Regions from separate parts of the Homo sapiens genome. Here region 2 is linked to region 1. A link is a loop called in an ENCODE intact Hi-C map of the cell type or tissue named here. Cell type or tissue: HepG2. All regions are shown on one strand. Links, peaks and the distances in the headings refer to the core of each region. The heading gives the core; the rest is flanking DNA.

Region 1 (5,393 bases), core at 255-5,254:
AAAAAAGGATTAAAAAACACACATGGTAACACATAGGGAATACCAACACATCTCCGGGAGCAACCATCAGTTCAGCAGACACTAATACCTGCTATCCTCATTAGAATCCAGTTACTGGGGAAAGAAACAACCTTACAAACATTTCTAAGCAGAAATGCCTTTGGACTATAGCAAAACCAAAATTAGTTAAAGCTGCAAATATATAAATTCTCTCTCTCCCAGTATATTTATTACCCTTCAGATAGAACAATGAACAATTTGTACATGGGTTTTCTTTACTTTCAATCTACTCCATTCACATACATTAATGATCATTTCTGTTTTTATCCACTGTGTTTGGCAGAGGCATTTGTATTCATTCATTCTACAATGAATGCCAGGACTATGAGCTTCCTGGAACCCTGCCTCAGAGAACAGCGCCTATGTGAAGCATGTCAAGGAATGCCAGCATGGTGTGTACATCTTCTCCAGCAGTCTTCAGAATAACCCTAGGAGACAGTACTTTATCACACAGGGGAGAGGTTAAGGGTCCTGACTGCAAGAAGTGACAGCAAAGCTGAGCTGCATGGTATCAAGTATTCGTTAGTCTGGGGAGGAGCAGCTCAACTTGCTGCTAAAGGAGAATGCAGAGAAGCATAGAATGGCAGGAAAGGAGGAAGGGGCAGGTGGGCAGGAAATAAGGCTGGCCAGAAACAGCAAGGCACCATGAAGGCCCCTCCCTGGCTCTGCCTGCACCTTGAGAAAACCTCTTTCCTAAGGTCACCTGCCATCTTCCCGTTCTGTGCCAACCTCCTGGGAGAAACCTTCACAGATGGTCTGGCTACCATCTAGTTTTGGCACTGGGTTTCCACCTTCCTCACAAACCTCACAAACTGCCCCAAGTCCTGGGCAAAAGTAGGGGAGCAACCCTGCAGAAGGGCCTCATGACCTAAGAAGCCAGAACCAGGATCCAAAGGACATGGGGTGTTTACCCCCTCAGGCAACAGTGCCCAGTCCCTGCCACCTCCCCGAGCCCCAGCACCAGCCTCCTCCCATGTTCTTATGCAGAGCCAGAAACATTCAGCTGGGTCACACACGTTCACAAACATGTCCTTTGCAATACGTCAACAAAAGCTTCATGACCACAATAATTTAATTAAGTTTTTAGATATAATAACTTATTTTAGAGATCAAGGAGATTAGTCAAATTTCTCCCTTTTGAACTAAATATGAACATTTTATACAAGTGCTAACATTGTTAAACAGGTCTGACTTATCTAGCAGAGGTAGGAAGTGAAATGTATCATGAAGGACAGGCATGAATTTCAACTATTTAACACTATTCATTCTAAAATTCACTAATGTACTAGCTTATTTTCTTAATCGGGATATGTAATTCATCAAAATCATTAACTAGCTTGACAGCCCACAGTCATCATTACAAATATCAGATGCAATTACGCACACTGAAGAATTATTGATATTTATACTCCTGTTTGAAGCTAGAAACAGGTAATTTATCCAAAGCCTCAAATCTAGCAAATTATGGAAACTCTAATCTTTCAGATTCCTCATCGCTGATCATTTTCTACCTTCTTGTCTTTTTACTTCCATATTAAAAGTTGGAGGTTTTTTTCCCTCATCCTCTAAGTGATGGCATAAAAGTTTTTTATTAATAGAGCTATACATAATTTTAAGTAAATTAAGTAATTTAAGCCAGCCCTTTTAAAAAAATAATCTGTTATTTTTTTCACTGCACATGTGATAACTGGTTGCTATAGAAATATTTTAAAATAAAGATAAGCAAATTAAAACCCTGCAAAGATGACGCTAAAATTTAATAAACATCTTTCTATAATTTGTAATACAAGTAAGCATTCAAACTAAGAAAAGATCCTATTCTATAACCTTTCTTTAATCCATGACCGTGTATTACAAACATCTATCTACACATATCAATAAACGTACCTCCACATCATTTTTAATGCTAATTAGCATATCATGACTGGATGTACCATCATCTATTCAACTATCCCGCAGCGTTCAACATTTACTTGCTATCAATTTTTTCAGTTTCACAATCAACACTGTGAAGACTATCCAAATAAATACATTCTTGGGCAACTACTGATTATTTCCATAGGACAAATTCCCAGGTGTGGATGCAGGGTCACAGGGCACACATTTCTAAGGCTGGTGCCTTGGCATGCTCTGGGGTGTACTAATTTGCATAGTTTAAAACTGCACTGAGTATTTCCATTTGTCTTCTGCACCAATCTGAGAGGTGAGAAATGGCACTAACCTCTTTGCATTTCTATGACTACTAATGAGATTATATTTACGTTTTGTAGTTATTTGCTGACTATATTTCTGCTTTAGTGAACTGCCTGTCTTTTGCCCAGTTTTTCTAATTTTGGTGTGGAGGGACCCACAATTGTGCCTCTCAGTGCTTTAATTTTCTCTAATAAGATGGGGGTAATAACATTATCTATTCTATAGGACAGTTGTAAAAATTAAACAAGTTAATGTAAGTTCAGCCTTATGCCTGACACAAAGTAAGGACTCAATGAAGTTTAGCCATTTAAAGATTAATGAATTACAAATGGGAATTTCTTTATATATTAATGTAGTGCTGCTTCTCAAACTTGCCCAAAAACGACCCCTAATGGCAAAAAAGAGTAACTCATAACCTCATGGCATCTGAAGGTAAAAACCATGCAGCATACCAGATGTATCAAATTTCCTTAAAACATGGTTTTATTTTAAAATATTCAAGTACATTTTATATTCAGCTTCAAAATATTTCAATTTTACCATATTTTCCTTCTCACGAACTTGCTATTAAGTGACATCCAGGGATTACTTGGACATGCACCTTATTAAGGATATTAACCCACTACCTATCATATACTTTTCTATTCAGCTTGCAATTTTCAAAGATATACGTGAAATCTTCTTTCATGGTGTCCACCAATGATGTGCCGCTTCAAAAGTCTTGCTCCACTCAAGGATCAAATAAATACTCCCCTATATTTTCTTCTAATATATTTAACATTAAATATTTTTTTAAGAATTTTTTAGCGGGACAGAAATCCAAATTTGTTTTTCCTCACCCTCTTTTGCTGTCAAATATACTCTAAAATACTAAAGACTTCAAAATAAGTGTATATATTTACTTGTTTCATTAAATGTTTTTACAAAGTCTGCCATGTTAAAAATACGAGTGAAAGCTTATTTTTATTTTTTTTTTACATAAATACAAACTGGAGAGTATTCTATAATTTTGGACACAGCATTTAATACAAGAAATCTTTGAAACATCAGACAGTGGCAAAGACCCACCTACCCTTCTGGTGATTTTTCATGGGCCCTGCTGAATAGCTTGAGTTCACAAAATCAAATTCCTATCCCAATATGCACAATGCCACTGGATGTGCTAGATCAGATGGTCATCACACACCCAGATTAATGATCTACAGCACTACAGAAAGGTGTTACACTTGAGAGCCTTTTGGGTCCAGTAAGAGGGGCAAGTGCAGCACTTTGCAGCTCTCTGTCCCACCTCCATTGCCTAACTACATCTGTTCTCTTGGCCACATCGTGAACTCCAGGACATGCTTCCACTAGCACAGAGCTACAGCTGGACAAGAAGCAGACCCCTCTCTCTGCCTATCCATATGTAGCTGATTATAGAATTACATTCTTTACTTTCTAATACTCTCATGTAGGTTTTAGCATTTTCAGTATGTTTCACATATTTGTTTTATTTTCAAAAGAAAGAAATCAATTTTTTAAAAAGTTCCTGGGGCAGATCTGGTAAACAAAAATGGGAGAATGCACTCATGGTAACTGTCACAGGACAATAAGAGACAAAGGGAGTCCAAATTGCTTTTAAGAGGTTAATAAATATCAATACCTCGTAGAAAGAAAAATGTTTATTACATGCCATGTGTCAGTCACTACTCCAGGAGTTTACTCTCATTATTTGATTTAATCATTACAACTAACCTATCATTATTGTTCCAATTTGGTATTATTATCCCAATTTATAGATGAATTGCCCAAGATGATATTACCTGTAAATGACAATGCTAGGATTCAAACCCAGGCAGACTAAATGTCCTCTCTTTACCACTAAAATCTACTTAATGTCCCCAATTAAGCTAGGTACCTCCCCACCCCCCACCTCAGAAACTTAGCAAAAAGAGGCCTCTTTGCTAAGTCAGTGCTACAAAGACTACATCCTCCCCCCAAGAAGATCTTGTCACACCTGGTCCCACAGGGATGTGTTCTGCCCTGATTCTCCGTGGCTAAATGGAGCATGTTGGGCCAGGTGGGGTCCTTCCGTGGACGCCCGTTCCCACCTGTGCCCCACTCAAGCCTCATTCTCTCAGTGAAAGAATGAGTGGTGGGGGACCTGCACACACTGCTACTTGTCAGCTTGTAAGGCCCTCCCAATACATTCTATTTCATTTTTGTACTGTGTGTGCCTGTCTGTACCCACTTCGCACAGCAGCTACACTAAGTAACATGTAGAGATTAAACACATTAACAGTTTGCAATAGATTTGGAAGAAAATTATAACCTCATTTCACAAAAGACAGCACTTCAACTTGATGGTATTTTAGGTTAAATGCACAAACTTCCTACACATAAAATGGGCACTTCATTTAAGAAACAACTAATGTAAAGGGAATATAAACAATAGTATAAATAGCCCTTACTACATTAAGTTACATCCATTTTTATCATCTTCTCTTCAATATAAAACATACCGATTACAAATGTGTAACCAATAAATATCTTCTAAGACTCTAGGTCAAGGTTATAAGGAAAATCCATTCCTTACAAAGGACTTTGCAGGAAAAAAAATGTATGAAGCGACACTGTCCTCTGCTGGTGAATTTTCCACACTGTCTATGAATCTTTGAGTAGAAAATTTAATATGTTAATATTTAAGTACCATAGTCCATGATACAATTTACAGTCTAATAGTGACTTTTAATTGTATGAAAATGTTAAACAAATACATAGCCAAAGCCAATACAAAATTTCAGGCTGTTTTTACAACAAGGAATAAAGAACGCCATTTTATCTGAATATAGTTTCAACACAGAATTCCACTTTACTTCTTTCAACAGCATTTTGAGTTAGTAATTGTATTAGTGCTGTTTACTTCCATTTTAGAATCAACGTGAAATGTCCCTTAATTAGATATCAATTATTAATTATAGAGTAATGCTTTAAATGCTGAAAAAGTCCTATGAGTAAAGACACATATTTATACTACCCTCTTCCCCTAAAGTTTTGGCTACAAGTTAAATATTCTGGAGGAAACAAATTTTAAAACATCTCTGCTATGTGTCTATAAGATGCATTTAGACATTGGTCCAGAGCTCTACATGTACAGATAC
Region 2 (5,393 bases), core at 185-5,184, 630 kb before region 1:
CATTCACCCCCATTATATTCCAAGATTAGATGCAATTCCCAAATTATATCTCCAGTCCCGACCTTCTTCCAGGCTCCAGACTGATTATGTAAGCTCTCAAGTTCATTTCTTCTCTTGTTTCTATGTCAGCTGATGGCACCAGCATACACTCAAGTTTCTCAAGATGGGGCCTCAGATCTGTCTTCCATTCTTCCTGCCTCCATCTTCACTCTCAATCTGTGGTCAAGTGAAACTGATTTTCTACTATGAATTATGTTTTTGTCTAAAAAATGCTCATCATATTCCAGGTCCTGCCTTAAGAGCTTTGCAACTCTGTGAGGAAGGTACTACAACTGTCTCCATTTTAGAGAGAAAGAAATGGAGATATTGAGGGGTTAAGTAACTTGCTAAAGGTCACATAGTTTAAAAATGACAGAGCTGGGAAAACCCAGGTGGCTGGGTTCAGCATCCCCATTCTTGAATCCTGTTCTCTGCTGCCCGTATATATCCAATTCCACTGCCTGGTCAAGTCATTGTCTTTCAATTAATAGCCATCTCTTTATTTTCCTCCTGCACAGCAGATTTTTCTTTCTAAGTCACCAACCTCTTTTCTATTATCTCTAATCTAATCTGACTTAAGTAGATCTGATCTCTACTAATTAAAATCCAAACCTTCCAGAACCTCTGAGGCCCTTCAGAATACATCCCTGACTCAACCCCAACCTCATGTCCTGCTACTCTTTATCCAAACACCCTGCCTTTGCCCCCTCCCTCCTCTGGCCTTCCCTTAATCTAATAATAATTACGCTAGCATCAAAGTATTGAGTGTCTAGGATGTATCAGTCTTTGTAATAGGCACTTTATATATTCTCACTCATTATCTTAGCAACCCTACAATGTAAGTATTTGTCATATCCTCTTTTTGCCAATGAGGAAACTTGCACTCTGAAAAATTAAAACTAATCTAAGGTCTCTTTGGAAGCGAGTGGTTGAGTCAGGATTTGAATATAAGTTCTGAATACTTTTACACTGTTGGTGGGAGAGTAAATTAGTTCAACCATTGTGGAAGACAGTATGGAGATTCCTCAAGGATCTAGAACTAGAAATACCACTTGACCCAGCAATCTTATTACTGGGTATATACGCAAAGGAATATAAATCATTCTACTAAAAAGGCACATGCACATGTTTGTTTATTGCAGCACTATCTACAATAGCAAAAACACAGAACCAACCCAAATGCCCATCAATGATAGACTGGAAAAGGAAAATGTGGCACATATACAACGTGCAATACTATGCAGCCATAAAAAGGAATAAGATCATGTCCTTTGCAGGGACATGGATGAAGCTGGAAGTCATTATCCTCAGCAAACTAACACAGGAACAAAAAAACCAAACACTGCATGTCCTCACTCATAAGTGGGAGTTGAAGATTGAGAACACATGGATACAGAGAGGGGAACAACACACACCAGGGCCTGTTGGGGGTGGGGGTGAGGTAAAGGAACTTAGAGGATGAGTCAATAGGTGCAGCAAGCCACCATGGCACAGGTATACCTGTGTAACAAACCTGCATGTTCTGCACATGTTTCCCATTTTTTAAAGAATAAAGAAAAAATAGGTTCCAAATTCACATGCTTTTTCCTATTCAATCAATAAATATATGTAAAAGTATACCAATAAATCTTAGAGTTATTTTCTGGGTTGCAAACGTGCCGTTTGACAATATTGCTGTGCGTGTACCTGGGAAATGCTCCTCAGCATTCCTTAGGACATTTACAAAAGGTGGTGGTAGGAGTGAGGGGTGGAGAGAGGATTACTGAGTTGCAGCTGACTTGATCAGGGAGAGCCAGTGCACTTGGCCACCTGGCTGCACTCAACTCAAACAATCAGGAACTCCAATCCCAAAGAAGCATTAGGTAATCATCATCAGAAAACAAACAAACAAGTGAGTAGCCAATCATATAGCCTGAGCCTTGTAGCTTAAATGAAGGGATGGAAGGTTCATCAGACTCAAAACTCAGCAGCCAGAAACAAGTAAAAATGGTTTTGTTAGAAGTTCCCCTGAAATTCTCTTTTGGCTCCTGCTGTGCAAAGGAAGGAGAACACCTGGCTCCCACAAATTGTGCAAACTATCCCCACATCATAAAGTGAAGGGAAGTAAGACAGCAAGCCTCATAAAGTGTATGTTGGGCCGCTGAGCCTCCTGCTGCCACCCTGATCAATCAGCCAAGTTATCCACATCACCAACACTAGAGGGCACTCTGCCTTCTAGCAGACAAATGCGTGTGCCTGGGCCCTGAGGTTGGGGATTATGTTGTCCACACACAAGATCTCTACTCAGTCCCAATGCAGATCACCCCGATTTATATTTTCTAGTGGGGTACAGGGTGTTATAGCAGACGGGACTTCTTGCTAAGTACAAGAAATAAATGTTTTTCTCCCCAACTGTCATGTCAACTTTTTGCCTGAATCTCAATTCCCTATAAGGGGATGAACAGAAACAACTGCATGTGGTGAAAACTCACCTCAGGCCTCCATATTTTGATCCTGAAATGGAGAGTCCTATTTTTCCCAGTCTTGACGTCTATCCTCAGAGAAAACCTCCCTGGCCACTTATTGCCCTGGCTATAGTCCTCTAATCAGGACTGCTAATTAGAAAAAGTGACTAGAGGTTAAAAAAAAAAAAAGTTTCATTTCATTGAGGCTGTTATAACACAATATCATAAACTGAGTGTCTTATAAACAAAGAAATGTAATCCTCACAGATCTGGAAGCCGGGAAATCCAATATTAAGGAAGAGTCATGTATGATGAGGACCTGCTCTCTGACTCAAAGAAGGTGACTTATTGCTGCATCCTCACATGGTAGAAGAGGAAAGTGGTCTCTCTGAGTTTTGTTTTATGAGGACTCCAGTGACCTCTCAAAGGTCTCACCTCCAGATACCATCACTTTGGGGAGTTAAGATTTCAACATTTGAATTTGGAAGGAACATAAACATTCAAACAATAGCAGAAGAGAATGAATGAACTTAACAGGATGCTAGCTATATGTTACGCAGGTTACTTTGGTCGGGGTGATGGTTTTGAACATATATCTTCTTAATCTTTACAGTAGGCCAATGAGGTCAATGGCACAATCCCATTTTACAGATGATAAAACTGAGGTTCAGGGAGATTAAAGAACATGTCTGGGTACAGCATAGATATGAATAACAATGAGAATTCAAATAGAAAAATAATTCCAAAGGCCATGCTTTAGGCTAGAGGTTAGCAAACTATGGCCAATGGGTCAAATGCAGCTTACCACCTGATTTTGTACTAATGTTTTGCTACAACACTGCCATGCCAATTTGTTTATGTAATTGTCTATGCCTGTTTTTATACCACAACAGTAGAGTAGCATAGTTGTGACAGAGACTCTACGGCCCCCAAAGCCTAAAATATTTACCCTGTGGCCTTTTACAGAAGGTTTGCCAAACTCTGCTTTAGGCATATGTGATTTGAGGCACAAAGAAAAGCCCTAACTTTAAATTTTTTCATAATAGTGCCTAAAATTTTACTTCTACTTCTTTGAGATCAGTATCACCCTAGGACACTATCAAATTTGAGGCATTGAAGCAGAATTATACATCTGCATCATAATTTCTGAATACCTTAAATAGTAATAGGGTTTAGAGCTTGGAAGGAATTGAGGGTTCTGGGAGATTAATTTCAAAACTTCTCATCTGTACAACTGGCAAAGAAGAGGTTCTAAATTTAAAGGACTGTATCACTAAGTACTGTGACATGTTTGGGCTCAAGCAACTTTGCTGTAGGACTGAACTTAACTGAGCGAAACACAGTGGGGCACTCCTGCCCATTTCATAAGAGTGTCATGAATCCTGGGTTTTCCAGCAGCACTGAGAATTCAGAGGAGCTCTGGGTTCCTGGATCAATGCTATTCCAGGGTCTCCAGATCCACCAGCACTGAAAACGTGGTGGAGAACTAGTAGATTGCTTGCTCCACTCACATCTAAAGGGAGTTTCTCAGAGAAGTTGGAACAGACTCATAGCTAGAAACAGCATCTCTGTGGAATTTCCTGGAACTGAGGCTGAGCACTTCCTGCACAGCGAGTGAAGCAGCAAGAAGACAAGAGGATAATCTAAGAGTACGCTTTAGGAATTATCGGAAATACTTTGAATGGGGAAACTATGAAAACTTACACTTCTAGCTCTTTAAGATTTAGCAACTGAGGCTCAGTGCCATTGAAACTAGGTTTTTTAATTTTAATCAAACCATATTTGTACTCACAAGCTGGCAAAGCTAAAAAGCTTTAGTTTCTGTATCAGTCAACTGGAACAATGAGTTGACACCACCACCACCCCCTCCAGGAGTTAGAAAGTAAATTATTTTCAAGGCACTTAGCATTTTTCCCTATGAGGTGGCTCTGACAGCTAGGTTAAGCCTCTTTTCACTCACTATGCATCTGTAATAATAGGGACCTACAATTCTCCGTTACCCTACCATAGAAACAGCTCCAACATGTGTAAGCCAAGCTGTCCTCCATCCTGCATCTTGTCTCTTTCTTATAGTAGTGCAACAGTTACAGCTTTTGTAGCTAATTAGATTTTAATTTTAATCCCAGCCATTATCTTTAATGGTTATGTCATGTCAGCTTGAACAATTTATTTAGCTCCTCCAAATGGCTATTTCTTAATCTAAAAGATGGGCAATAAAATATCTACGTCACAATGAGATGGGGTATGTAAATTGTGTTGTATGTTGTCTTCTGGTTGCTCAATAATATGTCTTCTGCTCAAAATACCAGAATGAATCATTTTTCTGATGGTGAAGGAGACATGCATCATCCGCCTCTTTCTTCAGGCATATCTGCCTTCTGACTACCTCTAACCCATTTCAGTTCGCAGGCCTCGGTCAGTGACTGGGAGGGTTCTGTGTCATCTCCCTACTGTTTCTATCTCCTTACCTGTCTGTCTCTTTCACTTCCCGGGTTTCTTCTTCTTTTTTTTTTTTTTTTAGAATTTTAGGAGGGAGGATTTGCTCATAAACCAGCAAGTGCACTGTCTACAAAATGACATCATGATAGATTGCATCAGTCTTAGATTTAGAAGAGGCAAAAAATGAAATAAAATCATCAATGTCAGGCATCAACAGTAGCCCATAGGTGATACCAAGACTCACGATAGTCAGAAGACATGGCCCCTGTGTTCTCCCCTTTCACATGTGGTTAGTTCCTTGGTTATGCTAATGGTGGTATAATGATGAGGATGGTGTGGCAACCATTTGTGAAGTTTCTGTTATATATCACATATTGTATTTGCCCTTTACAGAGGGAGTCTTAATCCTCTATAACTCTACATAATGGCTATGATGCTCATTTCATAAGAGGGCACTGGGGTTGACTTGCC

What was found. Hi-C counts contacts between places; a loop is a spot of excess contacts. Peaks named below come from ENCODE experiments on the same cell type or tissue, not always from the same donor. Only the 100,000 strongest peaks of a DNase experiment are listed, where the experiment ranks them.
Region 2: a loop joins it to region 1, with 12 times the contacts of the local background. A loop is called at or near these places in 15 of 110 quality-filtered maps.

What each region holds. Positions count from the first base shown.
Region 1 is chr9:6,907,450-6,912,842 of GRCh38, reverse strand. All of the region lies in intron 8 of KDM4C (lysine demethylase 4C), which reads right to left. Among named protein-coding and RNA genes, the nearest start is that of KDM4C, 150 kb to the right of the region's middle. In HepG2, for the core only: CTCF peaks have their summits at 2,647 and 4,868 (motif pointing left); a DNase peak (open chromatin) is centred at 4,882.
Region 2 is chr9:7,533,377-7,538,769 of GRCh38, reverse strand. No RefSeq gene overlaps it. Among named protein-coding and RNA genes, the nearest start is that of DMAC1, 260 kb to the left of the region's middle. In HepG2, for the core only: a CTCF peak has its summit at 2,242 (motif pointing right); a DNase peak (open chromatin) is centred at 2,249.